Linked DNA regions of Mus musculus: region 2 is linked to region 1. A link is a loop called in an ENCODE intact Hi-C map of the cell type or tissue named here. Cell type or tissue: left cerebral cortex. All regions are shown on one strand.

What was found. A loop is a pair of places that touch in the nucleus more often than their neighbours do. Peaks named below come from ENCODE experiments on the same cell type or tissue, not always from the same donor. Only the 100,000 strongest peaks of a DNase experiment are listed, where the experiment ranks them.
Region 2: it touches region 1 in a loop (5-fold over the local background); 3 of 42 quality-filtered maps call a loop at or near these places.

What each region holds. Positions count from the first base shown.
Region 1 is chr19:48,365,711-48,368,210 of GRCm38, forward strand. The region is part of intron 1 of Sorcs3 (sortilin-related VPS10 domain containing receptor 3); the gene reads left to right. Among named protein-coding and RNA genes, the nearest start is that of Sorcs3, 160 kb to the left of the region's middle. In left cerebral cortex, no CTCF peak of the experiment used is centred here; DNase peaks (open chromatin) are centred at 1,475 and 1,750; H3K27ac peaks cover 872 bases.
Region 2 is chr19:48,258,011-48,260,510 of GRCm38, forward strand. All of the region lies in intron 1 of Sorcs3 (sortilin-related VPS10 domain containing receptor 3), which reads left to right. Among named protein-coding and RNA genes, the nearest start is that of Sorcs3, 53 kb to the left of the region's middle. In left cerebral cortex, no CTCF peak of the experiment used is centred here; a DNase peak (open chromatin) is centred at 1,345; H3K27ac peaks cover 360 bases.

The DNA of each region.
Region 1 (2,500 bases):
CTGGTCTCATCTAGTGAGTAGCAGGATGCTGAGTCAAACATGTGAGTCGTGGCCCATGCTTCTGCTGCCTGCCTTGATAGGGTTAAGTGACCTATGCACAAAGCACTGGTAGGATGTCCTAGGAGAGATGGGAACATCCTGCCCCGAGAACACAGAACAATCCCGGCTGAAGGATTAGGCATAATTTCGTGAAGGAGGAGCCATATTTCATGGCTTGGTTTATTTGGAAAGGGAGACCATAGGGCATCCAATGTGAGAAAGCGCTAAGAATAGTCAGGAAATCTCAAAAATTTCCCATGCTGCTTAGAAGGGCTTGAAGAATGTGGAGGGCCTTGTAAATAGAGCTGGATAGAGTCTGCCTTACAGAGTTGGAGTTGGAGATGGGAGTCAAGGTTTCCCTTGGGAGATAGTAGGGCAAAATGGAGCAGCTGAGCATGCACAGCAGAGTCTATGAAAACTTTAGGATGGATGCCTGTCACTATGACTTTCTTCTGCAGGGTGGGATTTGAGATCAGGGGGAAGAAAGGGGACAGTATAATTAACAGCTACACTGTGTGCATTCACTTCTTCAGGCCTACTACTCTAACTGTGCACAGGGCTTTCCTCCCCTCTTGCGTTCAGGTTCTCTGTTCGCTGTCCATACACTCTTTTCTTTCTTTGCTTTCCAATTCTCTTCTTCTTTGGGTAAATCTCAGTCTTATTTATTTCCCAACTCTGTCTCTGAGATCCTATTTTCATCCCCATAGATCACTCAAACCTACATTGTAGAACCCAAAAAGAACAGTGCGCAGTGTTGAGAAAGATGCTGTAAAAGTTTTAGATAAATACATAGTTGCCACTGTCTAACTATTTTTGTTAGAAACCTTTAGTTTCCATCCTAGCTAACAGCAGCACAGAGAGACTCAATGCATGTCCGAAGACCACATAGTTCCAAGTGACTAGGTTAAGACTCTCAGTCAAAGGACAATATAAAACAGGTCTTTGGGGTGTGTGTGTGTGTGTGTGTGTGTGTGTGTGTGTGTGTGTCTTTGTTCTTGGAGATGTGTTGGTGGTCTGCAATGTTCCCCACCGCCAATGTTAAGTGGAAGATTTTTATGTGACGTCTGTAGTGTGTTTACTTAGGAGCGAAGTTCCTTCATTTCATCACTTTCTTCAAGAAACATACGAACCATTGCGTTCAAAAGAATCAGCAACCAGTACATCAGGGCAATGGGGAAATGTTCCTCACCAGGGAAGACTGGCGGAAGTAGAATGGAGTAGGGGCTTTAAAGCCGCACGTTCCACTTTCAGATATTCTCAGCTTGGTCGCTGGGCTTCTGCATTTGCTGGCTAGATGCCTTCCCCTGATCATTTTCTCCTAACTTTTTGAAACGTGAGGCTGCTTTTAACAGCTGATTTTTTTTTTTTTTTGAAATTGAGGGTGATGGCTCCGAAGTTAAGATTCAACTGTGGCTTTCAGCACTTGCTGCTCGCGCCTGTAACAGATGGGTTTACAGCCATTATCCCATAGAATACGATACATGATGAAGTTGTCCTTACAGCAGAGAAAAAAAGCTTCATAATTTACCTTCAGAGCCGAGCTTGAGAGGGTGCCGGGAGCCTCAGCTCTGCCACGATGTGAAATGGATTCTAAAAAAGGGGAATGCTTCAATTGTCTGACCTTTACAGCATATTTAAATGTATCTGATGGTGTTCACAGTAGTAAACACTATAGCTAAGGTTATGGGCTGGGAAAACTGAGTGGAATATTTGCAGCTAGCTGTGGACGCTCCTGGCAGGAAGACAGGCACCTGGCTTTGGACTGGGATGGAGTCTGGGAGGGGAAGTGATGGCATTTTTTTTCCCCAGTGAGTACTAGTAGATTTTGCACCAAGAGAGCTTTGGAAACTGAGGAAGCTCTTTCTTCCTTATCTAGGATGTATCCCTGCTTCTGTGAGCGTGCAGAGGACCTAATGATGGCCCCGCCCTCTATTTATTTATTCACCCACCAAATATTTACTTACCATGTACTCTATGTACTGTGAACTGCTGTAGGGGATCGGAATGTGGAGATATGCTTTCAAATTATCTCGCAAACAGTAAAATGGAGAAGGGGGGGGTGTAAAAAGGTGTGCTAGTGGTGTATACATTAGATGCATACCTAGTGCACATATAACATGGAAGAGACAATAGCGCTTTATAGGAGCCAAAAGGAACAGTGAAGATAGAAGCCAATGAACATTAAAGCCAACTTGGTGATGAAGTCAGAGAAATCAGTAAGGTAGTTGGCAAACCGGAGCTCTAGGGGTAAAACAAAGAAAGCTCGGGGAGAGTTTCTAGATTTTTCTCTTATGCAACGACGAGAAGGCTGCTCATGCCGTTCACAGAGAGATGAGTTGCTAGGGACGCAGACATGAATGACACATCCCTCCCCCTGTTTGAGGTTAGGGGAAATCGTGTAGCCTTTTAGCAGTGAAGACTGATCACTCTGAGCCAGAGACCCTGCCCATCATCCTTTATT
Region 2 (2,500 bases), 110 kb before region 1:
GGAGCTAACACGAGGCAGGAGACAGTGGATTCGTTCCTAATCCAGCAGCTCTTACTACTCATGTGCTTCATCGGAAAAACGATGGCGGCGCTGCTGCTGCAAATCTGAAATTGTTCTTAGGGGGTGGTGGTGGTGGTGCATAAGCTAGTCTTTGTAAAGATGCTGGTTGTCTAGACAATCACTGGTAGACATTAGCATTGATAAATAGTTGGCGTGATGGAGCATCGATCAAGTAGGCATGTAGTTCATTAAGCCCTCCAAAAGGCCAGAACCAAGCGCTGTGGGAGTTCAGGGGAGAAACAGACCTTGTCTGCAAGACACAAAGTAGGGGCAGTTCTCTGTGTCCAAAGATGGGTTTATCAATCCTTCTTGGGCCCCACCCCGCTCCCAGGCTTCAAGGAATCTTTTGCTGACCTGTATCTAGCACCATCTACAAGTGCTTTCTTTTAAGAGAGGGTGTTGTGCCAATGAGCCTGGGGTTGAGTCTGGCTGCTGAGTCCTGATGGAGAAGCAGCAGTGGAAGGATCACCTACATGTGTCCCCCAATCCCCGGCACATTCTGATTCACGCCACGTTTCCTGTCTCTGTTTGAGCCACACACATCCCTAAGCTCATCAATGCCTCTCTTAGTTCACTGATTGCTTTAGTAGATTGCTTCAGTCCCTGACTTTTATTTATTTTTTTTAAACGTCTAACCCCAAAGCATGTCTTCAAACACTCAAAGACTTGTCTGTATGTCATACTTCTCAGTAAAGGGTCTGGCTGGGTTTAGGGAAAAGAGAATATTATTGTATTGGACTGATGTTTTAGCAGGACATAGTATCCATGGTTTCACCTGTAAATGCCACTAATTCGTCTCCATAAATATCCTTCGTGGGTGGGACACTCATGAGGATGCATAGATTTTGCATTTGTTCTCTTGGCTTTCTATACTTATTTACCATCCTCGTTGGGATGAATGTCACCTCTTTCCAGACCCACGCACGGTCCCTTATTGCCCATAGTTGTGAGGTCTTGTACCCTGAAATGGGGTGAAAGTAGAGAGGAGCAGGCATAGGTGGATCAAGTATCTTTTAAAGGACATGGCTCTGATCCCTCCTATATCCTCCCTTATCCCATAGGTGTCTCTGCTACGATAAAGGTCAGGATGAGGGGGTAGAAGATAAGTTCTCCAAGCAGGCGTCTAGCTTTCCTGCAGGCATGTGCAGGCACTGTGGGGGTGTTGCTTGTGTCTCCCTTTGGGGAGGCAGTGTTTTGGGGGGGCGGAAGAATGACTGGAGCTGTGGTGACCAGCCTGGGGCTGGGGGCGGGAGTACAGAGGTGTTGGAGGGGATCCACCAGCTGCTGCAGACTCAGACTGCAGTAGTGACTTCACCCTCCTGACTCACCCTCGTTCCAGCCTCCTGGATACAGAAAGTGACAAATAACTGATTGTCGTGAGCTCCGGAACACCCACGGCCAGTAAATCATAGAGATGAGAATCTAGTGTCCCAGTGGCCATCTCTGAGCGACTGTAACAGCCAGGAATGTTCAGAACCTTGGACAGAGCCCCTGAGTTAAGGGCACACTGCTACAATCCCACTGTTTAGTCTTTCTTCCTGCTTACATCCCCCCACCCCCCATCTATCTGGTCCCTACATCTCCCTCTTCTCTCACTGTCTTAACCCCTTCATTTAACATGACAGAAAAGACCCAGGCTCCTGGGATGAACTAAGTGGCCCCCTTTAAGATTACAAGCTCATTCCTTCCCCATGTATCTGTCCAGCTACTCATCTATTCACCTATCCATCTATCTATCTAACTGTCCATCATTTGCCCATACCACCAAACCTTCATTTCCCCTGTTCTATATGTTCATCTGTTTCGATCTCAAATCTTCCCACTACCAAGACTTTCTTCCCAGCTGCTCTCGGGGCAGCACCCGTGACTCAGAGTAGCCTGATTGGCCCGGGGAAGGAAGTATTGCTGGTGAACTTTAAGAACTCTTTGGCAATTTTACATCATCTTACCACCTCCAGGCAGAGAGCATCTCTTTCCACTGAGCATCACTAGATACTCAGGCTCCAGTGACTGCTTTCTCTAATGATGGACAACCTGTGTCTTCTCTATATGTGACCACAGACACAGAAATGTCTAGGAGAGACCTGAATGTGATCTCTGGGGCTGGAGCAAGGACAGCCTCAGGTATGAGGTGGGTACCACATAAAACTGGGGCAGGAGAGAAAGGCCACCAGGTTTCAAACCCAAACCAGTAACTTGGACATGAGAGTTCACTGGTTCATTGTCACTGATGGCTTCCATTGCCTGTCTCCAGAGAGTATAAGACCTAGAAGTCCAAGACTTGGTCTCAGACAGAACTTCCTAGATGGGTACCCTCAGCAAGCCCTAAGCCTTAATTTCTTCATCTGTAAACAGAACCAATAGCAGCCCCACTGATGTCAGAGGGTTGCTGTGAAATGCCTACTATCATCTAAAGCCTCAGGAGAGAAAAGGCAAGGGA